Regions from separate parts of the Mus musculus genome. Here regions 2, 3 and 4 are each linked to region 1. The links are chromatin loops, found by intact Hi-C in ENCODE. Cell type or tissue: left cerebral cortex. All regions are shown on one strand. Each heading gives the region's core, and the rest is flanking DNA. Links, peaks and the distances in the headings are about the cores only. Region 1 holds the start of C1qc (complement component 1, q subcomponent, C chain). Region 2 overlaps Wnt4 (wingless-type MMTV integration site family, member 4). Region 3 has its middle 31 kb from the start of Wnt4. Region 4 overlaps Zbtb40 (zinc finger and BTB domain containing 40).

The links. Hi-C counts contacts between places; a loop is a spot of excess contacts. Peaks named below come from ENCODE experiments on the same cell type or tissue, not always from the same donor. Only the 100,000 strongest peaks of a DNase experiment are listed, where the experiment ranks them.
Region 2: it touches region 1 in a loop (2.1-fold over the local background); 6 of 42 quality-filtered maps call a loop at or near these places.
Region 3: it touches region 1 in a loop (3-fold over the local background); 5 of 42 quality-filtered maps call a loop at or near these places.
Region 4: it touches region 1 in a loop (4-fold over the local background); 17 of 42 quality-filtered maps call a loop at or near these places.

Annotation. Positions count from the first base shown.
Region 1 is chr4:136,888,531-136,896,310 of GRCm38, forward strand. It overlaps C1qc (complement component 1, q subcomponent, C chain), which reads right to left and starts at 4,384. Exons shown (of 3, transcript NM_007574.2): 1 at 4,314-4,384; 2 at 3,849-4,033; 3 at 1,272-2,069. The coding sequence starts at 4,032. The coding sequence ends at 1,513. It overlaps C1qa (complement component 1, q subcomponent, alpha polypeptide), which reads right to left. Exons shown (of 3, transcript NM_007572.2): 3 at 7,386-7,780. The coding sequence ends at 7,624. In left cerebral cortex, for the core only: CTCF peaks have their summits at 5,592 (motif pointing right) and 5,799; DNase peaks (open chromatin) are centred at 4,472 and 5,619; H3K27ac peaks cover 649 bases.
Region 2 is chr4:137,285,404-137,290,403 of GRCm38, forward strand. It overlaps Wnt4 (wingless-type MMTV integration site family, member 4), which reads left to right. Exons shown (of 5, transcript NM_009523.2): 2 at 3,711-3,946. Among named protein-coding and RNA genes, the nearest start is that of Wnt4, 10 kb to the left of the region's middle. In left cerebral cortex, for the core only: a CTCF peak has its summit at 2,633 (motif pointing left); DNase peaks (open chromatin) are centred at 2,114, 2,518, 4,487 and 4,983; H3K27ac peaks cover 248 bases.
Region 3 is chr4:137,304,322-137,312,267 of GRCm38, forward strand. No RefSeq gene overlaps it. Among named protein-coding and RNA genes, the nearest start is that of Wnt4, 31 kb to the left of the region's middle. In left cerebral cortex, for the core only: a CTCF peak has its summit at 4,315 (motif pointing left); DNase peaks (open chromatin) are centred at 1,690 and 4,281.
Region 4 is chr4:136,973,640-136,981,585 of GRCm38, forward strand. Zbtb40 (zinc finger and BTB domain containing 40) reads right to left here. Exons shown (of 19, transcript NM_198248.1): 19 at 6,093-7,946. Among named protein-coding and RNA genes, the nearest start is that of Epha8, 21 kb to the left of the region's middle. In left cerebral cortex, for the core only: no CTCF peak of the experiment used is centred there; no DNase peak of the experiment used is centred there.

The sequences.
Region 1 (7,780 bases), core at 2,781-7,780:
TTCTCTGTGTAACCCTGGCTGTCCTGGAACTCACTCTGTAGACCAGGCTGGCCTCGAACTCAGAAATTCGCCTGCCTCTGCCTCCCAAGTGCTGGGATTAAAGGCGTGCGCCACCACGCCCGGCTCCTAGTTCTGTTTTAAGTCAGTCTTTAGGTTGACTCTATATACAACCAGACTCGGAAACTGAGCTCTACAGAGTCCTGAGTTTGAGTTCCAAGTCTATGAAAGGTGCTGTGGGGACTCATGGGGGAGTCAGGTCAGGCTTCATGGAGGAGGTGATCTTGGTAGAAGGACATTGTCCAAGTTGTGTGGGTGGGTCCTGTAGAATGCAGGGACGGAGAGGATAAAATGACCTCTTGCAGAATGAAAAGACCAAACTGGACACACAACACTCATTCACCTGAACTAGAGGCAATTGATTGATTGATTGATTGGTTGGTTGGTTGGTTGATTGATTGACTGATGTCAGGGATACACACTAAGCTGCTATACTCTGCCACTGAACTCCATAAGCCTCATGTGACAGGGTGAGATCCCAGCTGGATAGGACTGGTTCTCCCAGACTGAGGGGACCTCTTTCATACCGCTCTGCCCCAGACAGTTACACTTCATGATTTTTTTTTTAAGTTTCATTTTTAATTGTGTGTGGGGGGGGGGCACTCCATAGCAAGGGCAGGTGCCTGTGGAGTCTGGAAAAGGACATCAGATCGCCTGGAGTCACAGGCTGCTCATTGTAAGCTGCCTGACTGGGGTGCTGGGGCCTAAACCCCAGTCCTCTGCAAGACCAGCACGTGCTCGTTACCACTGAGCCGCCCTCTCACCTGACAGCCGCACTTTGGGTTTTCTGCCAGCAGGTACCCACGGTAGGCCTCCCTAGTCCTCTGAAGGCTGCGGTGGCCAGTTCCTGCCATCAGGAATCGCAGCCCAAGCCTCACAGCTTGTACAAACAGCCATGTTTTGGACAGCCTCTTGGGGTGCCTGGAAGCTGTGCATCAGACATGTGGGGTGCCTCTCTCTGCTGTCCACGAATCCACATTCATCTCAGAACATGAGTGTGAATATTAAACACCTGGACACAGGAGACGGACTCGCACACTAGCTGCTACCGGTTTCTATTGGCTCATTCATTTCTTCTGTTTTTAGTCCTTAACTTGCTCATTTCAGCAGTCATTAATTCACTCCAAATCATCCCTTCACTCGGCACGAACACCCACAGATGCAAAACTACACACTTCAAGTTCGAGGTCTTCAAGTGAGAAACCCGTGCCAGGCGTATTTAGTGATCTATTTATTTCTCTATCTCACCACCTGAACAAAAAAATAGTCTCATAAGGTATTGATAAATGGCCACAGGAATAATACCATTAGGTGGTTCCCAGAGAAACTCTGAGGAGATACAGGGCCGATGGATCAGGAACCAGGGTGGACTTCCTGGAGGAAGAGGTCTGAGTGAGGATGGGGAAAGCAGAGGGAGCGAGGTGGGTGGCTGGGGGCTGGAAGCAGCCTGCCGTTCTAGTCGGGAAACAGTAGGAAACCAGAGAAGACGCTGTTGGAGCCCTCTATGCCCACCATGCCATTGTAGTCATTGACTGATAGCCACACCTCATCGCCCCTCTGGAGCCGCAGGAGGACTCCTCCGGAGCTGACCTGCTTGCTGTTGAACATGTGGTCGCAGAAGCTGGCCACCCTGGCAAGGTTGAGGTTCAGGTGCACGCACAGGTTGGCCGTATGCGATGTGTAGTAGACGAAGTAGTAGAGGCCCGGCACTTCACAGGTGAACTTCCCTGTGCTTGGGTTGTAATGCCCCTGAGGGTTGGTGACCACAGAGTTGAACCTGACGAGGGCGTTGGCCTCTGGGTACTGGGTGGTCTGCCGGGTGACTGTGAATACCGACTGGTGCTTCTGTTTGTATCGGCCCTCCACACCTGGCTCCCCCGGAGGCCCCCTGGGGCCTGGGTCCCCTGGCAACCCTGAGGTCCCCCTGGGGCCATTTTTCCCACGGTGGCCAGGCATGCCAGGCTCGCCCTTCTGACCCTTGGGTCCTCGGGTCCCAGGGACGGCTGGGATTCCTGGAGAGAGAGCAGACAGGAAGGACATGATAGGGCAGAAGGCAGGAAGAGGGACCCTGAGTGGGTCCGGCAATGACCTGTAGCCCATACTTTCCAGATAGCTCTGCCCAGGTGGAGGGGACAGGACGGGGGAAGGGACTCTGCTGTAAGTCCTGTGCTTGGTCTATCCCTGTCTCACTTTGGAATCTGAGGTGGGAGGGTCGAATTTTGCCTCTGCCTGATGATCTTTCTCCTTCCCCTTTAAGGACTCTACTTATTTTTTGATATATAACTCCAGTTTCCTCTTCCAGGAAGCCCTCCTGGACCACCCCTGCCTGTCCCCTCTGTGTGAGAAATCCGTGAAGATTTGTCTTGTGACATTCTCAACAGCTTGTGGACCTTTTACGCTCAGGCTAGATAGTCTGGAGTCAGAGCCTCCTCTCACTCAGGAGAGGTTCACTGAGGCGGGACAGTCACTGAGGTTTTGAGACTGCTACTGAAACCGTGTGTCAATGAAACCAAAGCTAAAACAAAGAGAAAGAAACAAGAAGAGAGGGTGGGTTCAGGACCCAACAGATCTCAGGCTGTGTGACCGCGGGCTGGTGGTTTCCTTCTATGAGCCTCTGCTTGTTCTGAAGGCTGAGCACAGGTTAGGCACATGGGAAGCAGTATGCTGTGGTGTCAGGGGCTGGCGATGACTGAGCAGGGCTATCTCAGCCTCCTCATGGGGACAGGGCAGGATAGTGACAGTGAGGGGCAGCAGAGCAACAGTCACTGTGTGGCTCTGAGCCAGTCAATTGCTTGATCTCTCTGGACCCCAGTTTTGACATTTGCAAAGTAGAAGCAAGTCATGGATCTAAGGGTTTATCAGCTCTGGGAGGTGAACCTATGCAGAATGCTCAGAGCCAAACCTGGTGGCCGGGGGACCTCAGAAAGCTCCTCTGCCAGCCTATGTACAGGGTCCCGTAAAGTGCAGCCCAGGGGGGCTCACCGGCTCCCCTCTAGTGAGTAATTCCTTCCAGGGTCGCAAGATTTCATTTGGTGGCTGGGAGGAAAGAGGCCAGTATGGACATTCTTTTTTTTTTTAGGGCGCTTTCCATTAGCCCCCTGTCTCATCCCTCTGTCCCCGAAGTCCCCACGAGTTCTGCTCAGCCCTACTTACCCTCCCTCATGCCCAGACTCCACTGATCTCCCAGGGAAAGCACCCACACTCATAAAGGGCCACAACACCTGCCCTCCTCTCTTCCCTAACCCTAGCAGCCCACTCCTTTCCTTGGCCTGCCCTTCACACCATGACACTCGTGAGAACACCCTGGGTGTGGTCCTGACCACCCTGCCCCTTGCATCCTGATTGACAGAGACCATCACACCTGCTAGGTGCTTAATTTTGTCATCTATGTAAACGTGTTCAAAGCTGTGACAACCTGAGAAACAGGGATTGCAGCACCCATTTCACAGACGTGCAAACTAAGGCACTGTGGGGTTAAAAAAAAAGTTGTGTAAGCTGATAAAGAGGGAGGTGGTGGACTTGGCTTGGTTTTGACCCTCCCATAGGTGCCCCGGCAGTGTGGGCCACCTTCCCTAAGCATCCATCTGTAGAATGAACAGGCTGTCACCTGCCTGCAGGGACAGAGGCTCCTCTTTATTCCCTTCTACAGGATAAGGCAAATGAGGGCAGCATGCTGCAAGGTCACCAGAGTCAGTCTGGAGGCTAAAGTCTGAACTCTGAGGACCTGCAGAAAGAGAGGGCTCTGCGCTTCCCGCCCCAAGGCCAGCCTCCATCCAGGCAAGCAGACTTACCTGGCTCTCCCTTGGGCCCCTGGAGTCCATCATGCCCGTCCTTCCCAGGGGCCCCCGGCATGCCTGGCATCCCTGGGATCCCATAGCAGCCAGCGCTGGCCTGGCTCCTGAGTGGTAGGGCCAGAAGAAACAGCAGCAGCAGGCAAAGTCCACATGGAGGCTGGCAACTGGGTCCAACGACCATCCTGAGGAGGGGCGGGGGTGAGATGGAGGAACTGGTACTGAATTCTCCCTCCCTCTCCTCATTGCCCCGTCCCCTTCCGTAGCCCTTCATCCTGGGGAGTCCACATCCAACCACAGATGGCTGGATGGATGATGGACAGATAGGTAGTGGGTCTCTTCTAAGGTCCAAGCCTTAGAGAAGGCCTATCCCAGCAAACAAAGACACCCCTAGTCCTATGGTTCAGGAGGGTACCTGAGGGGAAACCACAACTCGCTCGCACTGCAGCAGGGTCCCAGCCTCACCTGAGGGTGTAAGGGACTTCAGGCCTAATCACAGAGACGTCCTGTTCTCCCAGACAGGAACATACTGTTTCAGAGCTGTGAGAGAAGAACCGCCCAGAGCAGGGAGAGCCCCCTCCCCCACAGCACCCTAACCCTACATCCCCTTTCCAGAAATTTTCCCTGACTTGACACTTTCTTTTAGGTTCTGATCCAGGCTGACCACAGTGATATCTCTACCCACCCCTTCCTTCCCTGGCCCTAGGTCATGTGTGCCAAAATGAGGAAGTGTCTGCCGTCCCTTCATCCTGAGAACACCAGGGTGTGTGTGTGTGTGTGTGTGTGTGTGTGTGGTGTAGACCTGAACCCAGGGCACAGCTGTCCCTAGGGGCAGGGTGATCATTCTATGGCATCCTCCGTGCTTGAGAATCAATGGCCTTCTATCTCCCTGAGATGAAGTTACAGCCCCTCTTCCAGAAGAGGAAACTGAGGCTTGCCCTAAGTCACACACTGTGCAGTTGCTGGGTGACCCCTGTGTTCAGCAGCTTTCCAGAAACAAGCCTCGCATGAAATTGTCAAGTGGTGGGCCTTAGTCTAGAAACATCCATGTACCCATTCCAGTTGTCAGGCTCAGGGAAGGGTGCCAGGGTGAGCTTGCTTGGCATGGGTGCATCAGAGACAGAGCCTCTGCTTTTCCTTCTTGCTGGTCTCTCCCTGACCAGGAGACGCAGTCACTGCCCCGCAGACTGATCTCCCCACTGGATGTAGGAATTCCAGAGACCTGATTGGCACTACCTCTTCTTTTGCTAGGCCCCCACCACCTTGATGGTTTTTCTACCCCCTTCATCCTGCCCCCACCTTGTCTCTGGTCCTGGAACTTGCAGTGGTCAGGCCAGGCCTCTTCCTGACTCTTTCCTCAAGTGGAATTTATGGGATGAAGGCAGATTGGGGCAGTAGGATAGCCCAACTTAATGCTCTCATTACCTGGATTTGGGGTTGGGCTGGGGTCCTGTGTAGGGCATTGGGGAGGGAGCTACATCTAAGCCAGGCTCTCTACACCCTGCATATGCTACATCCTGACCCACACTAGCAATTCAGGATACCTAGTTGAGCAGCCCACAGGGTCTTGCTCTTTCAGTCCTCCTGACTGTCCCTCCACTTGTAGCCCAGGATATGCTATGTGGCTAAGGTAAGGGTGAGGGACTGGGAGGAGCCGAGCGTGGTGGGCTCTGTATTGTGAGGTGGTAGTGATGAATCCCTTGCTCTTCGGTCTTGGGCGCCTCTGTGCCTGGCCTGGCTCTTCCAGCAGGTGTCAGGCTCGGTCCGTGCTCAGCCTTCTCCACCACGCCCACCATTCTGCCAGGCTCAGCTTCCAGGTTCAGAGGAATTGCGGGTTTTCAGAGTGTCTGGAATGTAGGTTAAGGAAAGGTTCCACACTCTCCACTTACTGGGTCAGGCATGACCCCACAAAGTGACAGGAGCTCTCCACTTTGAGGCCAGACAGCCTGGCTTAGCTGTAGATCCCCCACCTTCCAGCAGGGTGCCTTATGTCAGGGAGCCTCAGTGGCTGTTTTACACTTTGTTTTGAAAGCCAGTACACGGGGTCCCCAAAGTCAAAGTCTTTCCCAGCCTGTGGAGGTGTGCATTCAGGCATGGGGGGAGGGGGGGCTGAGGGATCAAGAAGAAGCCAAGAAGGAACTCTGAGGATCATGTGGTGGCTTGGAGTTGAGGGGGGTCTAATCTCCCTGGAGTGTCTCACCTCCTCCTGACCCCAGAGGCTCTCGGCTGCAGTCACAGGGCATGATGATGTGTGTCCAAATGTACCTGCAGGCCATGTCAGGGATGACTCTGAGACCAGGTGCACCAGCCAGTGAACAGGAGGGGGGAATAGTCCCCGACTGAGCTGTGAGCACATGGGGGTTAGTGTGGGAGGAAACACAGGCTTTCGTATTCTGTGCATGTGGAAATGTGCACATCCATTACAACTGTGCATGTCTGTGTGTGCATGTGTGTGCGCCCATGTGCCTGGATGCATGCGTGTGTTTGGAGACGTGACTAGTGTGTACCTCCAAGGCTGTACATAGTGTTCTGAGAGGAAGTCCCTGAGCCCATGTTCTGGTGAGGAATGGGTGAGCCTCAGCCCACATGGGATCATGGTAAGTCTCAAGGGTAGTGTGTATGTGAGCAGGAGACAGTGTATGTGTGATTGCTGTGAAACTGTGTGTGTATATCTCCATGTGTGATTGTGTTTGAGCCTGGGATTGTGGGAATGCACTTGAGCACCCAAGATCCTCAGTTGTCCCCACCCCACCCCCAGGGCTGCTAAGCAGTCAGGTGACAGCAATCCACTCTCCATGTCTTCCTGGAAACCAACCGCTCAGGAAATTCAGCTCTGGGAAAGACTGCTGGGTGTCCGAGAGAGCCACTTGTTTGCCCTCTCTGAGCTAGGCTGCAGAAGCACCTGTGTGGTTTTGTCCAAGGATAACTGGGAAGACTGGGAGGGTATTGGTCAGCTAGCCTGATTTCAACTGCAGCTCCTTGCCTGAGGTACTGACCTGGGGCTTGATGCCCCCTGCTCCTTAGTCATCTGGGAAGTATGGTTAGAATTCTCACTTAGGAGCTTGCTCAACAAGACTGACCAACACAGAACAACAGACCCCTGTCTCCAGCTTTCACGCCCTGGCCACGGCAGCCCCCTCCCCTCTCCAAACTTCCATTACTGGCACCACTTAGCAGATTTGGAAACTGAGGTCATGTGGTGTGATCTGGCAGCTAGCAGGGGCTGACATCTGGAGCCTGGTTGATATGCCCTCCGCAACCATTGTGTACAGTGCTAACTAACACTGCTTTCCCAGTCAGCCAAGCAGTCAGCGATGGCCACTTTTTTTTTTTTTTTGAGACGGGGTTTCTCTGTATAGCCCTGGCTGTCCTGGAACTCACTTTGTAGACCAGGCTGGTCTCGAACTCAGAAATTCACCTGTCTCTGCCTCCCAAGTGCTGGGATTAAAGGCGTGCATCACCACCGCCCAGCAGCGATGGCCACTTTTATGCCCCTTTCCTGCTCAGTGCCCAGAACAGCCAGCCACTGCACGGAAAGTCACAGACACAGACGGGGATCGTTTATTCCAGAAAGTGCTTAAAGAAACCACTGGGCAGTGTGCAGAAACATCAGTCCTCAGTGCCCTCCCTCCGAGACAGCCCCTCCCCCAGGGTGCTAAAGCCCCAGCCCCTTCACTTTGCAGAGTGCGGAGGGGAGGGGTGCAGGACGGAGGGGGGGGCGTGGTCCACAACAGGGAGCGCAGGAGATGGCAGGATGCAGGGGCAGATCCCCAGCTCAGGCCGAGGGGAAAATGAGGAATCCGCTGAAGATGCTGTCGGCTTCAGTGCCCTGGTAAATGCGACCCTTTGCGGGGTCCTTTTCGATCCACACCTCGTCCCCTCGTCGCAGCTGAAGCACGGTGCCCCCTGCTAACACCTGAAAGAGCCCCTTG
Region 2 (5,000 bases), core at 1-5,000, 390 kb after region 1:
AAACAAACAAACAAACAAACAAAAAATCATACCAAAGTGACCCACCACTCCCAGAACAAGACCAGGACCTGGCTCTGTGAGGACAGAGAAGGTCCAAACAAAGACAGGGACAGAGTCCCGCAAGGTTCAGCTGCAGGGGACAACAGAAGGTGCAGAGCAAAGAGGGTAAAGAGGGTTGTAGAAGAGAGACTACCTCCTACAGTAAGAACAACTGCTCTCCCCATTTTACAGATGAGCACATTGAGGCCAAGTTTCCAAGATGTTCATTAATTTGTTTTGAGTGACACAGAGATAGGAGACTAACCCAGGTCGCTTGCCCCCAGACCATACTGCCTGCCCAGAGGAGGGACAAAGGTCTCCAGGATAGGCCACTGTGGTGTTCAGTACAGCAACCACTCAAACTGCTTAAAGAAATAGTGGACAGTTTGAATGGTTGGTTGTGTAGCAAGGGTCCTTGGGAGCCACACATCCCTCCCTGCTTCCTAAGAACGCTGCCCAAGATGGAGTCTGTGGCCCCTCGCTTCTATCTCCCTGATTCACTAGCTGAAGGCTGCGTTGGCTTACGCAGTTTCCTTTGGGTGCCCCCTTCTGCCAACTTGGCCTCCTTCCTCTCTGGTACGGAGGGCACAATTACTCCTGAGGAGTCTCTAAATGTGGCCTGGGCAGGCAGGGAGGCCAAAGGGAGGGGGCAGAGAGGCCTGGGCTGGTGTCCCAGCCCCCACCTGGACGCAGTAGGGCCAGGATCAGTGCCACTGACCCGCTTGGCTCCCCACCATGGCCTCTCTCACCCAGCCCCTCTCCTCTGGAGTCCAGGGGAACACCGGGGCGGAGCCACGGAGGTGTGGATTAGCCTCTCCAATTTTGTATATTTTGTTTAAAAAGGCAAGCAAACCTGGAAAAGCTTGGGACAAGCCCAGCTAATTTTAGTTTCTAATGAAAACAGCAGGTGGCTGAGAGGATCTGATCTCCCTGGCAGGGCCAGGGCCCTCCGGCCTCCTAGCAGGCTCAAGGCACAGAGGGGAGGGCCTCCTGGGAGGAGCTTGCAGGACCCACAGGCCCCATTCTAGAAACTGGGCACAAGCTGGCCAGCGGCTGTAGCAGGGGCAGCCTGGGCTGGTGGGGTAACCTGATCAACGGCCTGGCTATGGCCAGAGTCCTGGGTGGCCAGGGCAGCAGGTGACAAATTGCTAAACCTGTATTCGGCAATAGCAGGAAGGAGCCTAAACAGGAGCAGCGTGGCAGGCCCTGAAAGCAAGGATGGTCAGCCTCAGACAGCCAGCCCAGGGGCAGCCGACACCCATCAGGCCCTGGCTCGGGCTCTCCCAGAAACGGCTGTGCAGTGGATATTTGAGCCCGACCCAGCTCCCGGGTCAGTGAATGGCACACGTGTCTCTGGGGGAAAGGTTGATCCACCGTAGAACAGTGGGAGGGACCACAGAGACCAGCCACCCCCATCTTCCTCTCTTATCTCTGCTCTTCTGCCATAGGGGTGGGAAAACATCAGGACCTCTGCACCATCAGCCCCTAATCGAACTGCAAATATTCCTGAATAACTTCTGTGTGCCATGCCCTGTGTGGGGCCTGAAGGGACGCAGCCTGACAGAGTCCAGTGAAGGGGCAAGTCCCCAGCCAGAGAGAGACGGGGGGGGGGGGGGAGTTGAGAGCCAAGAACTGTTTGCTGCTAGATAGCTTTGGGACTTACAAGTTGTTTTGCCTGGGGGGGGGGGCGCTTGGTTTGCTTTGTTCATCTGTGAAATGAGGTCAGGTACACGCCAGGCTCCAGGATAAGCAAGTGGCATGAGAACAGGCTACGGCCACTGAGGGCTGGGCTGCCAACCCTCTCCAGCCTATGCCAGCTCTGGCACCCGCCAGGCAAACCCCTAGGGTCTCAGAGAGCAGGAGCAGAGATGGCCAGGCCTCCCATACATGGGAGGGGCAGCTGCTGCGTCCAGTAAAGGCAGGCCTGAGAGGTAGGCACGGGTGCTGTGACAAGCAGTTTCTCGTCATCTTCCTGGATGCCGTCCTGTTGACTCACGGCTGTGGCAGGCGGGCAGTGTCTCTGCCACCGTCGTTCCGGCCGATCTCCCTGTTACATTCAGAGCCTGAGGGAGGAATGCTCAGTTCCTCGAGTCCATCTCTCTCTTCTGGTGGCATGGGACCAACAGGCCCTCCCTCTTCTGCCAGTAGAAGGAGAATTTGAACTCTGATAGTAGGAAAGGCTGCAAAGACTCATGAGCTAACTCACTGTGCCTAGAGCCAGCTCCAAGTAGAAGGGGACTTGCCACGTGTCACAATGGACTAATGGATTGGCCAGACCTCCCCACCTGCTCCTTCTGTCTGGAGACTTCAGCCCCTGAATGCCCCCTTCAATGGAGGCTGACAGAGGCCCAATCCAGCCATATCTGACCTGCTTAGCTTACAAGGAGGAAAAGAGGTCTAAACATGGTTAGGCAAGATATATGCCCCTGTGTCTCAGAGGGATTGGGAGTCCTACCCTTTTCTGTGAGCCCTAGCCTGAGTGGAGACAGCAAAATATCCAATGGTAGGTTCAACTTCTTGACCCTTCAAGGAAGGACACAGTGGCCACTGAACAGTGTCCTGGCCCACCGCCAGTAGCTGAGCTCTTGGCGCCCCCTGCAGGCCACAAGTGACTTTGTGGCTGTGGTTCTGCAGGAGACCCCCCTACCCCCTTCAAGTGGCAAAGGAAGCAAGGAACACGCAGGCAGGGCTGAAGCCAGGGTTGCCATTTCCAGATGGTCCCTTCTCCCGACCATTAACATACCTTTCCCCATTCTAAAAAACTAGGTTCCTACACAGATTGGCCAGTGCTGCTAGCCTGGGAATGCATACCCCAGAGCCTAGAGACATGGCTCTGTCTGCAAAGTGCACGTTGCAAAGTATAAGAACCTGAATTTGATTCCCAGAACCCCTGCAAAAAGCCAGACCTGACAGAGAGGCAGTGGGGGCTGGAAGGGGTCCTGGGAGACCAGGAATTGATGCCATGGTAGGATGATCTGTCTGGCTCTGGGACTACCCATCTCCTTTGGCCCATTGGTGCTGCCAGGGACAGCTCCTACGATGTTACCCAGCCAGGCTAGGTGCATTAGCACACCTTGCCAAGTTCAGTCATCACAACAGCCGTTGGGGATAAAAGCCATGACTCCAGTATGGCTAAGGAAAGCTAGGCTCAACTTTACAGCCGGGGAGCTTGGGGAGAGGACTCTTCTCTGGGCACCAAGACCACTGTGTGGATAGGGATGTCCTAGCCTGAGCCTTCTAGAAATTGGTAGAAAACATCACAGATACCTTTTCAAGATTATTCTCTAGGCTAGTGGCCTCTCTGCTGCATCTCAAGATAGAGCCAAAGCACAGGGCATACTGACCATATCTGAGGTGAAACCCAGGCACCTGTGTTCTCAATAACCACACAGATGATCTCCAGGGGCAGAGAGGCCCAGCCTGCCCCTCACCCAGCAGGCTTTGTTGGAGTGAACCCAGTTCCCAGCTGCTTTGCCCAAACTGTCAATCTCTAAGTCACACAGAATCTAGCAAAGGGTTATAAAGTCAAATAAAACAAAAGTTCTGCCTCTCATCAGCTATGAGTCTTATACACAAGACCAGGGATGAGGCAGCACCCTGAACCCTGGGTGTGGGAGGAGAAAAGCAGGCATCAGGGCAGCTGTGTATCACATCCAACCACTGCCCCCCAGGTACCTGGCCAAGCTGTCATCGGTGGGCAGCATCTCCGAAGAGGAGACGTGCGAGAAACTCAAAGGCCTGATCCAGAGGCAGGTGCAGATGTGCAAACGGAACCTTGAGGTGATGGACTCAGTGCGCCGTGGTGCCCAGCTGGCCATCGAGGAGTGCCAATACCAGTTCCGGAACCGGCGCTGGAACTGTTCCACACTGGACTCCCTCCCTGTCTTTGGGAAGGTGGTGACACAAGGTGAGGAGGGTTGGTCTAGGGACATGGGCTATCTGTGTGTAACTCTGGGTGTCTGGGGTCTGTGTGTAACTCTGGGCATCTAGGGTCTGTATGCGGCCCTGGGTGTCTGGGAAAATGATATTTCTAGGGCCAGGCACATGGAAGATGTTTCAGGAGCAGAGGCAGCACAATTAAGCACACTAGGTAGAGGGCAGGAGGAGGTCAGACAATGGTCTGTGATCACAAAGCACTCTTGAATGCAGCTGGTCCAGGAATATAAGATGGAGTGGTCTTGATTTTCCAGAGGGAGAAACTGGGGCTCAGAGAAGAGACAGTCCCAGGTTCCTCAAAGGATGAGCAGAGTCAGGCTTCAACCTGGGGTACTCTGCTCACCTTTGCATCTAGCCTTGGGTCCTGTGCATGTGACATTTGTGCATGTGACAGGTCTGCAGAACACCTTGTGTGGCCAGCTCTTGTCCTCTGGAACACACAGTCTATTTGGGACCAGACAGTCCACTGCAGCACAATGGAAGCAGCCCACACACCTGCAGCATTGACTGTGGGCCAGGCACTATTTTAAGGACTGTAAGAAACACAACACTAACTCATCGTCCCTTGGCATCAGGCTTCTACGTAACAAGTGAGGAATTGGAGGCCCGAAGCTGTTATGTCATTTGCCTAGGGTCACAGGACTAGAGAGTGGCAGGATCTGAATGTGCGCCCGGCAGGGACGACACTGTCACTCCCAATAAATACAGGAGCAACAGAACAGAAAGTTGGAGCTCTCACCTTGCCAATACTAGGTACTATAGAAAGGTTTCTGCAAGGCTTTTGAAGTCCCGGCTGAGACCGATGACATGAGAGCCAAATGCAGGTGAGCCGAGGTTCTATGGAACTGGAAGGTTCTATGGAACTGGAAGGTTCCTGCCATGCAGGGAATGCTGAAAGCCAGCTAGCTGCTTCTCTACCTCCTGAGCAAGAAGCTGGCACATCTGAGACACCAAGTTGACGGGGCTCTCTGACTCACTCAAGCTGCAGGAAGGGCTTGCTTGAGCCAACCTTTGTCTTGGCACCT
Region 3 (7,946 bases), core at 1,505-6,504, 410 kb after region 1:
GGGGGCAGCTCAGTCATTCACATCGGAAGGGAGCAAGAAGAGAGAGCCCCAGACCCATGGTAAGAGAAGCCTGGGGCCTAAAGCTGCAGAGATCTGGGTGTGCACCCTTCCTGCCCCATCCTGGCCAGGTGACCTCAGATAGGTTAGCTCCTGTGAGTCTCAGCCTTCCCACTCGGAGCAGCTGAGGGTTGTTATAAGAACCAAACCACAGTGCAGGTCGGTATCCAGAACGTAGTTCCCTCTCCTGTCGTCTTTCGCAAGAGGCCATGCACTGTCCTCCATGTCAGGACAAAGGGCAGAGCTGGACAACGATGGTGGCACCACACACGGACTCTAACGGTGTCCTCGGAGAATCTGGGAGCTAGTCAACGGAACGTGACTGCAGGTTCTCAGTCTGCTTAGATGCCCGTTTTCACCCTAGTTTGGCAAGAATGCCAGGCGAAGGCGGAGAAGAGACTCCCATCCAATTAGCTCTCAAGAGTCTGAACCCCGGCTGGGCGGTGGTGGCGCACACCTTTAATCCCAGCACTCGGGAGGCAGAGGCAGGCGGATTTCTGAGTTCGAGGCCAGCCTGGTCTACAGAGTGAGTTCCAGGACAGCCAGGGCTACACAGAGAAACCCTGCCTCGAAAGAGTCTGAACCTCATCGAGCTTCGGAGGAGGGGGAGGATCTGGACCTAGGGAGAAACAGCTGCTGCTGCTGCTGCTGCTGCTTCAAATGTGACCAGAAACAAATCAATAACAGTTTCCAAGTGAACATTCTGGGCCGTTTATCCCTCTGGCCACCAGCTACTCTGTCACTCCCCTTAGGGCTGTCAAGTGGGGAAGAGCTTTGGCGTTAGCAAACCCCAACTCTACAACTTCCTAGCTGTAGGAAGGATACCCACATTGAAGGTGAAAGCGCCCACAGTGAGACACAACGCACTTCGATGCTTATTATGCACTGTACCCGCTCCCAGCCATGCAATCTTTCAGAGGGGGATATGGTGTGTCCATTCCACAGAGAGGAGCACTGAGTAACAATCAGATGAACTGAGGCATGAGGCTGGAAGCGGGGGGGGGGGGGGGGTTGCCAATGGTGCAAAGCAGACTGAGCCAACAAGGGAAAGCATGAGAGTGGGCTCTGGTTTGTCCCAGATGAGTTCAGTGTCTGTTACAGACCAGTGCGTCCTAATGCTGCGACCCTTTAATACAGCTACTCACGGTGTGGTGACCCCCAACCATAAAATTACTTTCATTGCTACTTCGTAACTGTAATTTTGCCACTGTTATGAATCAGAATGTAAATATCTGATATGCAGGTTTATCTGATATGCGACACCACCCCCCCCCAAGGCTGTCACACCACCCACAGGCTGAGAGCTGCTGTTCTAGATCCCTCCTCCTCCTCCGGAACAAAAGAACCCTCTTACCACTCTCACTAAAGCCCAGGACCCCGTAATTCCCCTTCCAGGGCCCCAGAAGAGAGCCTTGGCCTGGTCTGTGACCCCTGGTCCCAACATAAGGCCTCCCTGGAAAGCCAGCCCCCATGACTTTATTATAAATGACGCCCTGAATGGCCATCTGACCCATCCTGTCTCCTGGCCTCCTCATCTCCAAGTTCCTGAAGCCACAGCCAAACACAACAGTGTGGGCTTGTTTCTTTGGGGCCCAGAATAGAAGGCTCCCCAGCACCTGGGAGCAGCTGGACACTAGAACTCAAGGACTATGGCTGGTCTCCTCATCCTGTGCCAAGTGCATCCATAAACAAGGCCTCTCAGTGGCTCCCTGCAGCTGCTCCCCACGAGGTCAAAGAGGGAGAAACAGACCAGAGTCGGGGCAGCCTATAGCTCACAAGTGAGGATCGAGCTGGCAGGGTCTGGCCTTAAAGGTGGTCCCTGGGTCCAGGGAAGCTTTTCACTGCTGGCCTGGCGCCCCTCACCTCAGATGGGTGCACTAGTGCCAAGCTCCTGGGACCCCATGGAGCCTGTGTCACTGCTGTAGGTCCCACTGTTTTACAAGCTGTCGGGGAGAGTGGGCTCGATAGGGTGGCGAGGCCTGGATGCTGGGCTGTTGTGCGTGATTCTGTTTGCTATAAAACAGCCAGACATTCCTAGGACCTGGAATCACGCCGAGGCCGTGGAGCTAGCCTTCCCAGCCATATATCTCCAGGCGGGGGGACAGGCCTGAGACATCTGAGATAATAAAGACATGACTGTCTCAGCCCTGGGGCTTGTCTCCCCTTTGTCCCAGGGCTCAGCAGCCTGCAAGTTTAAAGAGATCCTCCCCCTTCTCCTGGGAAAGTACACGTTCATGGGATTCTACGGCCCGTGGGGTTAGCTTCCCAAGAGCCAGGCCTGGGCTGGACTCCTGTTCCCAGCTCAGCAGAGCATGAGACGACCAAGGGCCAGCCCTTAGCAACACACAAGAGAGGGTGGCTAACTAGGCGGTGATCACTCACACCACAACTATGGCCTGACAACCATTCCCTGTACACATGTCTCGAGTTCTCAACGGCCCTATAACACAGGGCCTAACGTTTAGGCATGAAGAAACAAAACCTCCAAGAGGTTAAAAGGCTTTTTTGTGTTGTTGTTTTTTTTTGAGACAGGGTTTCTCTGTATTGTCCTGGAACTCACTCTGTAGACCAGGCTGGCCTCGAACTCAGAAATCCACCTGCCTCTGCCTCCCAAGTGCTGAGATTACAGGCATGTGCCACTACTGCCTGGGTTCATGCTGTTTTTGAACCTCCCCTATGCTCCCTCCTCCCTAGCTTCCAGTGTCTCAACCCCGTGGGACGGAAGGCTTCCCTTTAAGGAGAAAATCATTACGAGGGAGGCAAACCCAGAAGCCAAAGCCACAGCTGCCAGCTTTGTCTCCCAAGTCACTTCTACCTCAGTATGACCAAGTAATGGCAACGGCCTGTCACGAGGGCGAGTGACTTCGTGAAGGGAGCACGGGGCCATGAGAGAGGCAAAGGATGAATCTGGGACACTTTGTGACGTGGAGGGTTGGGCCTGACCTTTCCTCAGTGGCTGGAAAGAGGCATCATTCACACGTATAAGCAGAGGGAGCATGGGGCAGAACCTACAAGCCCAGGTTCAGCCTGCGAAGTCTTGTAACGCTCAACTCTAAGCCGGTTTTCTTATTTGCAAAATAAACACCTGTCCCACCGGCTGTACCGGCCCTTGCAAAGATGAACATGACAGCGCCTCGTGACAGCTTTACAAACAGATGACATCACGGCCCACATGTGCCTTTCCCCTGCTGTTTTCTTTTGCATTCCTGATGTCCCCTCCTCCCCCTTTTTCTTCTTGTCAAACATCTGATCTCAACATGTTCAGTTGCACATTAGCTCAACCTGCACAAAAAACCCGGGAATGATTCTTCTAATACAGCCACACACAAAAAGGGGGCCAAGGAAGGGCTCAAACACCTGCTAAGACAACAGACACACCACACAGTGTCAGCCCACAGCAAGCAGGAACAGACCTGCTACGGCACAAAAAGGGCCAAGAGCTGTCTACTTCTGTCAATCCCCAGACACTCGCACCTGACAGCAGAGCCCCAGCAGTGTAGGATAGCGTCCTTCTAATCCAGCTGCTCCTCAGGGGACCACGGGTGTCTCCATGTGACTCCAGCTACAAACGGAGCAATCTAGCCCTGCCGCTATTTTCCTTATCCTCTATCTATAGGCCTCTGCAAACCAGGGAGCCTCCACTCTATTAAACATCTGCCCTCCTTGGGAACAGAAGGCCACTAAGAGAAACCAAAGTTTAGAAAATCCTAAGTGGCCAAGAAAATGCTAAGCATTTTCCTTACTTCCACAACTGTCTTTGAACCACAAGAGAACATGGAGGCTTTCTGATCTGAGGGTCCTGATGCAAGCTCTCATGAGTTCTACTTGCACATCCAACCAGCCCTGAAATATACCAATTCTTCCTAAGGCCCCAACTACATTCCAGTATTCCTAAGTCTGTCTACAACAGAGGCTATTTCAGACGACAAGCTCCCCAAAGGCAGTCAATATCAAAAACTTATCATGACTCAATTAGAAAAAGATGACCCTTGCAGAAGGTTACCTGAAAGGACACAGTCCCGAGAACGGAGCTCACTGGGGCCTAGGGGATGGGCAAGCAATCTGTTTGAGAACTGGAAACAGGACCCTTGGGTTGGGGGCAGAGTGGGGCTTCTCAAAAGTTAGAAGTAAGGCTACAGGTTAAAGGTGACAAGACCGTGGACAGCGAGCTCTTTCGGTTGTGGAGTCTGTGCTTGTTAAGTCCTGGGCAACAACCTTTGCCAGCCTTTTCTTATTGTTTTTCTGCCACCTAGTGGATGTTCTCCATCATTACAGAGCTAGTTCAAAGCCATTTTCTTTGGGCCATGGTGTCATTCAAACATGGGTACTGAGTGATTTCTGATCTTCATTACTTTCCAACACTGCAAAACAGGCAGATGCCCTTTGTAGTCAGGGCAGTGGATCTCACCCATCCTACCGCTGCAACCTTTTAACAGAGTTCCTCCTGTTGTGGTGAGCCAACCCCACCACCACCACCATAAAACTATTTTGTAGCTACTTTATAAATTTACTAGCTATGAATGGTAATATATGTATCTGATATCTGATCTTTGGGAAGCCATTCTAGGCTGTATTAGACAACAGAAAACACACTGCCAAAACCTCCCTCATGCAACCCCATTGCTACTGAAGAGACTGAGGCTCCCGATTCAGAGCAGCTTCAGTTTTCCTCCAGGTCTACACGGTGATGTTCCCTCTGGCAGTTACCAGTCAAGCAGAGGGCACCAGCCTCCTCTAGCCCCAAACACATGTGCACACATTGGCCCACTCTCAAGCTCCCCGTTAAGTTAAAGGGCCATATGAAAAATGTGTACTTGGGTTCACTGGAGGGATAACAGCCAAAGTATGGAAACAGACAGAGTGTCACTGGCTCGTGGATCAATAAGCAAAACACAACAGTCACAAAACACATAAATAATGGGACAGGGGTTGGGGCTCAGTAGCAGGGCTTGCCTTGAATTTGTGAGTGGGGAGATGAAGAGGCTACACAAAGCCCTTGAAAACACGCTAAGTGCAAGAAGCCAGGCACAAAACACTACATGCGGTATCATCTCCACACCGAGAGAACTTATGGTGACAGAGACAGCCTCCTGGCTAAGAAGGGGCAAGGACTTCCAAAGGCATAGCTCAGGGGCTTCTTCACTAATGTACGGAGCTCTGGAACACCTGAGCGCTCCAGAGCAGCCTTGGGACTTTTAGACAGGCTGTAGAGTCTCCAGAGCCAATGGGGCAGGCTGAGGATGATCTTGCGATCCTGGCTTTACATGATCTTAAGAGTTACTGTGAAACCTAAACACGATCAGATTACTGTTCATCTCCCCTGATCTTTCCCTCTCCTGAAGATATGCTCTGCCCACTCTGACAGAAGCACCCTGTGTCAGTGGGGACAATCCTAGAAGGCTTTAAGCCAGGCCAGAGCAAGACATCGGGAGCACAGCTCTCCCCTCACCTTCAGTCTTCCAAGGACTTTAGGCCTGAACCTTCAACAAAAACCTGCTTCGGGAGAGCCTGCTGTGCTGTAACCAAATCCAAGGATGTATGACCCAGGTTAGTCCTGCCCCTCAGTGAGCGTTAGTCAAACTCAAGCTGTCCTCTCAGAAACTGAGGGACTGAAGAGAACCCTGTATATAAAACCTTCTCTAACACATGCACGCAAGGACTAGGGATACAGCTTAGCTAACAGTGCATTTGCTTGCCTAGTGTGCACCAGGCTTGGATTCCCAGCACAGCATAAATCAAGCATGGCAGCACATGACTCCTTGGGAGTGGAAGTAGCAGCCTCTGAAGTTATCTATCCACAGCCAGCAGAGACAGCTCAGGTTGTTGGGAGTAATATTCACCTGTAATCCCAGGATCTGAAGACAGAGACAACTGGATCTATGTGATTTCAAGGCCAGCCTTCTCTACATAGTAAGTTCCAGGACAGCCCAAGCTATTAAAATTGGGTATGTGTGTGGGGGAGGGGCGGGAGGGATTAAGAAGGTAGTGTCAACCGGAACCAATGGTATTTAGATCTCCTGGCAGCGCCTCACAGGGCACACTGCTCAATTTGCCCAGGGTAAGTAGGCAGTAGTGCAGAGCAAAACTGAAGAACCATGATCTACAGGAGTCACTTCATGCTAGCTTTTGCTTCTGTAATGGGGTTCTACCACACAAAGCAAATACCCCAAACAGAACCTGGGTCTCTTAAACTCCCAGAGCTTCCTCCAGTGGTGTTGTCAGGGCAGTGGGAGAAGTGGAAGGGAACACCAGGGGGAAAAAAAAGAAAGAAGAAAAAAGAAAGAAAACTTGTGTAGCAGAAAGCCCAACCAGGGCTCAAGCTGTCAGCCAAGGCACAGTCCTGAGCAGCAGAAGCACTAAGTGCAAACTCGGCGGCTGCCAGTTACACTGTTCCCATGGAAGGCAGGCGGGGTGAGGTAGGGGGCAAGGATTACCAGGTACTGTCCACTCTGCTGCAGGTGGGAGGCTGGATCTAACTCCAGTACCTCTATGCCCTCGGTCAATAGGAGAGGGCATCCTTGCAGAAGCGTTCAGAATCGAGCCCCAAATCCCCTTCCACCAGACCAGGACAGTCTTCAGTGCTCCACAAAGGCCACCTCAGGGCTCCAGGGTAAGTCCAAAGCTTCAGGCATATTCCCCACACCTTCAGAAGTAAGTGGAGACAGAAAGAGGCAGGAACTGAGAACGCTCCCTCCCGCGCAGCCCGAGGGCAGGAGCCGACAGACTCCTCTGACCCTACGTGGCAGTGGTGCCCACCCCCTTCACGTCCTGACATAAAGCAATTCTCTACTCTCAGCAAAGCACAGCTACTTCCATCTCACACAGGAAAATGTTTATCTGCCTTGAGTCAGAGACCAAGGGAGCAGCAGAGCCAAACTTAGGCCCTAAGCCTCGGTATGCAATCTGCACAGCACCACGACGTCAAATTGTCTAACTTTACTCTCACTAGCTCCCTGCCCTTCTCCTCAGGGATGAGACAGGGTCACGCAAACCCAAACAAAGTTTGAGTTCCTCTGTTAGGAAAGATGCAGCTCCATTCTCCTGTCTGTCATCTTAATTCAGAACAAACAAATTTAGAAAGGGATGGAGACAGGTTTTTAGAACCAAATCTCCATCCTTGGGTACTCACCGAGGCCCAGCCTCCCAAGAACTAGAGTTGCATGGCTACACCACTACACACAAAGTCACTTCAAGATACTGAAAAACTGGAAACTCGTCTTTCCCCTTTTCCCCAGTGCTGAGAATCAAACCCAGGGCCTTGGGAAAGCCAGGTGACTGCTTCCCACTTAGCCACACCCTCAGCCCTCAACACGCTAAGCCAGTGGCTCTCAACCTTCCTAATGCTTTGACACTTTATATTCCTTATGTTGTGGTGAGCCCCACCCATAAAACGATGTGTTGCGATTTCATAACTATAATTGTGCTGTTATGAATCATACTTTTGGATATAGAGGTCTGTCAAGGGGCTTGCGATCTACAGGTTGAGAACCTCTGCTCTGAGTCATGAAGAGAAAGGGGGCCTTACTCTTGTGCTAGCCCTAAAGCACCTTTCCCATACCTTCCCTGTTCCAATGCTTTGTTGGCTGGCCCTGGCCACTGCTGAGATGCTAAGGATACAGTTTTCAGCCGTACGATTAGTCACACAGATTTCACTTCTACAGAATACTCGCCAAACCCGCAGGTTCCAAATCAGACAGACCTACTATGCTCTGACTCTGGCGGCGGGCAGGAGGCCCTCTGTCAGTGAGGATTATCCACTTCACAGGCTGTTACAGACATCGGTGTGATGCACGGTCCGCACTCAATCAGCACAGCTATCATCCCACCCAGCAAACACGTGGCAGTTCTTTTATGGCCCTCTGAGAGCCAGCGCTTCACTGTGCACACCT
Region 4 (7,946 bases), core at 1,636-6,635, 84 kb after region 1:
CATGGGCACCAGAGCCCAGCCAAGGAAGCATGGCATCTCCATCCAGCAGGCAGGCAGCTCCACTGTGCTCACATCCTGTTCTGCTGGGCAGCACTCATCATCCCACTTTGGAAAACGTTGCTTCCTCTGTGTGTGCCAGCTAAGGGGTCACAAGCTTCCCCACCCCCTGCTGAAGAGAGGCAGGATGGAGCTGTTCTCAGCCTCTATCTGGCAGGCATGTTGGGACACAATCCCTCCACATCTACCTGACAACAGAGTATTTCCCTCATGTCCCGTGAGAGTTGGGCCACACGGGGCTACCTGGGCACTGCATATACAACACAAAATAACCTAGAAAGGCCTTCGCTGTACACTGGCCACAGGCACCAGTCTCACGCCTTCACTTGCAAGTGGCATCAGTAGACACGGAGATGTTGGCACAGACAGGGCACATCACATGTGTGGCAGTGCACAGCGTGGGTGCAGATCCTCTGTGTGATGGGGCCTTCTTAAGGCCATGGGAGGGAGAGCCTGCCGGCCGCCTCCTTGGCCCCTTTTCATTTCTCTTTAGCCCTGGTCCACCACTGGGGTTAAATAGGATAGAGCATATGGGATTCCGTATTCACACCAGCATCACCCTGAAAGGGGAGTGACCTTGAACAAGCTCCTTTCAGTATTCTGAGTGTCCATTTGATCCCTCTGGATGAAGGAGACCGTGAAGGCTGAGCTGGGGGGTGCTTTTTCCAGGACCCCCGGGCAGGGGACAGCCTTCTGCTGACAGTGTCTTCTGAAGATCACAGCTGAACTGATGTCACCCATTCAGCCGGTACCACCCACATCAGGTGCCTTTCCTTCCTGACCTGGGCACCCAGTGGGGCTGTCACAGGTTTGGGGACTAGATGACAGAGCTGGGCTCAGCCACTTGTCATGCCAAGCCTCTGTCTGGTTCTATGCTGTCCAGTGACAGTCACTAGCTGCATCTGATGCTAAGACGGAATTAAAATCAGGTCCCTCCATTGTACCACGTTTCAAGTACTATCGACCACGTGGGCCTAGTGATTTCCATATTGAATGACATGGTAGACTGTTCCCATTGTCATGAAGCCCCACGGGACACTGCTGATCCAGGGACCTGAACACAGATGTGATGCCTGCACTGGGGATACTCACAGTGGAAGTGACCAAATGGTGTCCCTGTCACTATACCCTGTTGCTATGCATGCCGTCGCTTTTCCTTGGGAAGCAAACTTAATGCCAGCTGTCCTGACTGCAGGTCTGCTACTGCCTTCTCACGTGACATAGTGATCTGCTTCCTTGAAACTTCAACATCTGCACCAGCAAAACAAATCCATGTCCTTCCAACCCCAGGAGCACTGACACCAGAATCAACGAATCAGCCACCAGAAGTGCCCTGAAGTATAGGGGACCAGGAGAGACGGCAGGGACAGGATGATGGGGGTGTGGGGGTTCAGGGAAATGGCAGCCTGAGTCCACCCAGCTGAGGAAGCTTGAGAACGAGGCTGAGGTCGCTCTCTGTATCTTTTGACTGCAGAGGGGAAAGCAGCAGGATTCTGAATTTCAATATTGTTAAAGATCAAAAGCACACACCTGTGTGAACCGACTGAAACCCCAGAGTGCTACTGGGCAGTGAGGCCCCGTGAGACACTGGAGACGTTTGTCCCACTCATCCACAACTGAGGGTGCCCTTGTTGGGCTGAGCCTTTTCTACCCTCTCCTGCTCAGCTCAACCCACCACAAAGCCTTGAGTCTTCTGGCTGGGACAGAAACAGGGTCAATGTATAAGTCAGGTGACCCATTCTGCCCGTGTAAGAGGTAGAGGCCAGAGGAGGGCTGGCCCGAGGTATTTGCCCAGTGGTCTCTGCTATCTCCATATACACACTACAGAAATTTCCAGAGCACCAGCCATGTGCCTGGCCCCAGACAAGTTGGGAGAGTCACAGCTGGGACCAGGCCTTACTCTCTGGGACTGTTTTTTGTTTTTTTCCCCTCCTTCTCCACAGTCCAGCTTACCTGAGGGTTAGAAGCATCCCATGGAGTTTCTGTGCCCAACTCATGTGACTGGTTACTATGGTCATTGAGCACTGATGGCCACCAGCAACTATACCAGAGCCTTTTATATATGTCTATCTGCTATTATAAGAGTGTTCATTACTTCATCTTACAGACAAGACCAGGATAGGACAGCACATTTAAAGTGACAGCTAACAAAGAGCAGGACAGGGACTTGAACACAGAGCTAAGCAATTCAAAAGCTGGGCTCTGCTCCAAGGCATCCTAGTATCTTCTTTAGATCTGACACTCTGGTAGGATGGATGTTGCCATGGGAAACATTTTGCTTTAGGGGCCCCAGCTGAGATGAGAAGCCAGAGAAGCCATGAACCTTCCCCGTAAGTTTTTGGGTCAAGGGAGTCCCACAGTGTGTCACATACTATACTGGGCTCAGACACCCACATGGATTTCTAGCAGGCTCTGTGGCTTGCTGCATTCTAGAAGAAGCCCTGACTGAGCTGGTAGGTGTCTAGTGAAGGTACAGAGGGTTCAGGGATCTAAAACAGGGACAGGTCACTGGCCAGTAGCCCTGCAGCCAGACTCTGCCACTTACCTGGATAACCAGGCAGAAAGCAAGAAACACAGCAGGGTTATGAATGATCTCCAGCCGAGCTCACTGCTACTGTGATTGCTCTGACTTCCTCATCAGTCACCCCGGAGCACCAGCATCCGCACCACTGCGGGTACTGTCATTTTATGGACTCAGAATCTTAAAGGGTCCGGTCAGTGTCCACTGTGTGGGAAGCACTTAACGCCAATTGCTAATGATGAGAATGTGTGTGTTGTGTGTGTGTATGCGCGCATGCACACACATTTGTGCACACGTGAAGGTCAAGGGTCAATGTTGGTGTCTTAACCACGTCTCCACCTTTTATTATTGAGACAGTGGTACCCACTGAACCTGAAGCTCACTGGTTGGCTGCACACTATGTGGCTATCAAGCCCAGGATGCTGTTCCCATCTCCCTGGCACTGGGATGACCTGAGTCTGAGGATCTGAACTCACAAATTCAGGCTTGCATGACAAGCACCCCCAAAACAATTATGAGAATATTTCTAAGAGAAAAAAAGCACCTCCCCAAGACAAATAAAACAGATGAAAATTGTGTCGCATCTGTAGCTCTCAGCTTTAGTCTAGACTGGCACGGCATTCTTGAACTTGTGTCCGAGTTCCCCAGGTACGGAAGCCATGTATCTTTCCAGCCTCATCCCCAAATGTCCACTGCATGTGGTGTGGGTGAGATCAGTCATTCCCAGGGCCCCTGCTCTAACAGGTCTATGCAGTCGGACACCTGGAGGGCCAGGCTAACTGCCTAGATGCTTGCGTGTGTGTACTTGAGCAAGGTCAATGCCATCTTTGCCCTTGAAGGGGTCACAGTGAGAGGCCTGAGGTCACCCTGTAACAACCTAATAATGTCATGCTCCCAAGCTCCTAAGTGTGTCACTTGACAACTTTCCTCCTCTACATGCCACAGCCATCTTGTTCCTCAGTTGCAGTCCCTGGGCTCTGAGGCAGCCCCAAATGCTGGTCTTGCAAAGCTGGCTTCCGTCCTAACCCTACCTGGATCAGGCACTTCCATCCTTCACAGGGCGTAAAGTTGCTGTCCCTCCCTCCCCAGTCTCTGGGGTCCCTTTTACCCCGTCCATTTTTATCAGACCCTCCTGATGCCAGGACTGTGAAATCTCTCCTGGAAAGGCCCGCGGGTCCCTGGACTGACCTTGTCTGGATGTGTTTGATCAGCTGTCCCTGGCCTGCGCTGGGGGAACCTGGTGCGAGAAGAGCGGCAGGCATGGTGTTTGATCAGGGCAGCTGGGGAGCTCAGGCTAGCTTGCTCAGCCTTCTGCTAATCTCATCTCAGAGGGCAAAGAAAGGAAGTTCCCACAGGCTCTCCCATAGGTATCTAAGGGAGCAGCCTTGCCAGAGATGTGAAGCAGAGTCGGGGAAAGGCAGCAACCAGAGTGCTGGGTCCCCTTTGTTCCTAGCCTAGTCCTCCCCACTTCTCCAGAGGAACAGCTTGGCCTCCTCTTCAAGGCTCAGAATCCAATGGGGGATGGAACTGCACAAGAACTGCAGCAAAATCTAACTTCTGCTACCAGGGGTTGCCATTGTGTAGCAGCTGGAGAGGAGAGTTGGGCAAGCCCCACCTCTGTAGGATTCCAGCAGCACTCACCCTAGGACAGTGCCAGTCTCTGTCCTGCCAAGCTGCAGACGTGCAGGAAGAATGGGTGGGATTATAGTATATGCTGCCACCCGTGGGCAACAGCTCCCACAGGTCGTGAGGGACAAGCCCTATTCCTGCTCAGCGCAATGTGCCTGGGCTGGGACCCATCAACAGCAGCAAGCACCACCTGAGCACCCAGTGAGTACACTGTGCATGGTCAGTTCTGTAGAGGAGACATAGTTGACATGGGATCTATGCTCTGATAGCACTTGGCAGGGAGCATGGAGCATAGACACAGAGGAAAGGGAAGTCCTTACACACATCCTGGATGCCTCTTCTCAGAAATCCAAGCCATAGTGGAGAAGAGCGCCCCCAGTACTTACTTTCTCCCATTTCCTTGTGTGTGCATGTGTTTTGAGACAAGGTCTAAGTACCTGGCTGGCTTTGAACTCAGAGCTGCTCAGAGTGCTACCTTAGCCTGTTTTGTTTTGTTTTGTTTGAGCCCCCACCCCCGGGTCTTGCCAAGTAGCCAAGGCTGATTGTCAACTTGCTCTGTGGCCGAGGCTGGCTTTGAACTTACAATCTACATGTTTCTTGCTCAGGAAGGCTGGGATCATAAGGCTCATGTCATCACACTAGGCTACTGTTCCTTTTTCCACCCAAACATATCCATGCTCATAGGCTCACAGAGATTGAGACAGTGAACCAGACTGAGGATGTAGGAGCGTAACCATGCTCACTAGACTTGGTCTCATGCCTTTACATGGCTGTGCTGCTGAGGGCTCTAGGAGCCTGTTTGTCCTAGGAAGGCTGTGGCCTCACTGCAGGACAGCTTAGAGGCTCCGTTCTCAGCCTTGCTCCTCTCTAATCCTTCCTGGGCCTGGCTCATCTCCTGGGCTCCTTGAACCTATCATAAACATTAACAGCAACCATTTAGGAAGCCTCTGCACTGTCAGGTACTTAAAAATGTTAATAACTTTCCACATCACTCTTAGGAAAGGCTTGTCCAAGGTGACTTTCTCAGCAGGGGTGGGAAAGCTCCCCCTTCCTTCCCTTCCGTCTGTGTTGCTCTGCCTCTCAGACAGCGACCCTCATCCATGGAGAAGACTGTTAGCTCACCAGGGATCCCTCAGCCCAATTTCTACCTTTGCTCAAACCATCCCAGGCCAGCCCTCTCCATATTCCCCTTCCAGCAGGGCCCAAGGACATGCTTCCGTTAGATTCCACAGAGCACAGACCCTCAGGCCCCAGATGAGACCTGGAGCCCTCCGGCTTCTGCGACACCTCTCTTGGACAGAAGGGTGAAGAACAGTAGGTTCTGGATACATCCATGTTTGGACCCAAGACTGTTCTACGAGTGAGTGCAGAGCCTCCCCAGATCCTGCCTTCCCAGCCTTGGGGCTCAGCTTGCAAGTGCAACAGGCTTCCCCTGAACTCTGGTCCTCCTAGCATCTCTTCTCCTCCTTGTCGTCTGCCAGCAATGTGACATCTTTGACTCTGCTTTCTTAGTGTCAGAGATGCTGCACACTTGGTGCTTTAGGGGCCACTGACATTCAGTACATAAATGAAAAGTGGTGGATGTCGTGGGGTGTTGAGGGGGAGTTGAGAGGGGGAATTCTCCTTCTATCAGAGAACACAGGAGGCTGGCTTGTGTGTAAACCTTCTGGAGTGTACTGAGTAAATGTGGACTTTAACTTGTTCCCTAGCCCTAAGAGTAGCCACCATCTCCCTTCTTACTGCCAGAAGGGAGCTGAGCAGGTGTCCCCAGAGCCCCAGGTAGGACACTGAAGGACAACTCAGGTGGACAGAGTGCTCTGTAATGTGACCCGGGCTCCTTTGGAAGACTCATCACCACCAGTCTCCTGAAACACACAAGCCACAGTTGCTTCCTAAGTACAGACTTTATTTCTCTCCACAGTGCATGTCGAGCAGCTCTAGTTTGCAATCAGTTTTCACATCTCACGGGGCTGGCTGTCCTGGCCCTGGGTGGAAACGAGCAGCGGCGGCCTTGGGCAGGGAAACCGCGGCCAGCTTCACAATTTGGAGGCAATGTAAAATTGCTCAAGGAACGATTTCCTCAACAACACAGTCCCCAAAGAACTCACACTCTCCTCTTCTTTATAGGCCCAGTTAGACTGGAGTAGGTTTGAGTTTCTGAGTTTTAGTATAAGTCCTCAGTGCCCCAAGGTTTCCACAGCAACAAAACTATGAACCTCCTTTGACTCCCTCAGCCCTAAGTCTCTTACTCTCAATTTCTTCCAAGTGTCTGCTGGGACAGACGGGACCCGGAAGAACAAAGCTGGGGTGGGAGAGCTGACTAGAACAAACCAATGCCATCTCCACCCCTGGCCAACTTTCTAGTTCCAGAAGAAACACTTCTGTTCCTGGCAAGCACTGCCCACTCTAAGTGGGGCCGTCAGGGTCTCCATCCTTTGTCAGTACAGGTTCTCAGGCACAAGAAATTTAAAGGCACACCCTTCCATCCTCAGGACGACAGAGATCTTTCCCCCTCATTTGGCATCTGTCCCTCATCTCGGTCCTAACCATCAGTGCTCAGGCACTAGGGACAAGGCTGAGGTATCTCCTGTGGTCAGCATGGGCTGGAGGCTTCTGTAGAATGGCCAGTACAACACACAGGCCCAGAACTTACAGTACAGCAGGCTTGGATGCTGACAGAACTCAAAGCTTTTCTGACACACAGCTTAGAAGACAGTAGAGCCCATCCTGATAAAACAGCTGAGAAAGACCTTTATCTGCCACGCTCGCCTCGGCTCTGCTCATGCATGTGGACAGCAAATCTCACCTGCTCAGTCCATACACCAGCGACGGGCCAACCAGACTCCAGCTTGGCATCGCCTTCCCCTCTTTGGTGGCTGGGTCAGGAGCCTTAGGGAAGACTGGGGCCCCGTTGCTTAAATACACAAATTCCAAGGGACCTGGAGGCTCCTCTAGCTCCTGCCCACGGGCTAGGCAGGTAGTATTCATGAGGTTGAAGCAAATGGAGCCACAGTTCCATTGCAAAAGCAATGTGGACCACGGAGGCCCACATGGCAGGTCTCTGGGGCAGCAGATGGAGATTTTTCACCTTCTTCAGAGCCACTGTAAAAAGTCAGGCAGCTGGGGCAGAGGCCGCGAGTCACCAGCACAGAGCTCATTGAGGACAGGAATTCTCCATACTCCAGACCCAGCACTGCTGTGCCTCCAGCAGTGTGCATTACAGAGCTGGGCATCCAAGGATGGGCAGCCAGCCAACCTGCCCTAAGGCTTTCTGCAGCCAACTACGGTCTGGTGACTGAAGGTAGGTAGCACACCACCCAGGTTCCAGGAAAACGAGACTGTGTTTCTCAGACACTCAGGTTTCTACCTTACAGCTCTTTGTATTTAGAGACTTTCTCTCTCAGGACCTCTGTGAGGTTTGCCTTTTGCTGGGAAAAGACTTTGTTGGTGACACTACAGTTCCTAAGTCCTCCACAGCTTGTGAGGTGCTGTTCCTGACAGAAGCCTGGACGATGGACTGAGGAACCACCTCTCCACTTACAGATCGAGAGCTCCCCTGGTCGGCTGGCAGGCGCGGTCTGAAAGCCAGCAGGCTAGGGCCGCAGTGAAGAAACAGGGAGGCGAAGTCTCGGTGCTCGAGCACCATCTTCTGGTCAGTGTTTGGCTTCTGAGGCTGACTTGCTTTGAAAAACATTTACTTTTAGAAAGGGGAGATTCCCTAGCTGATGAGTTCAAACGA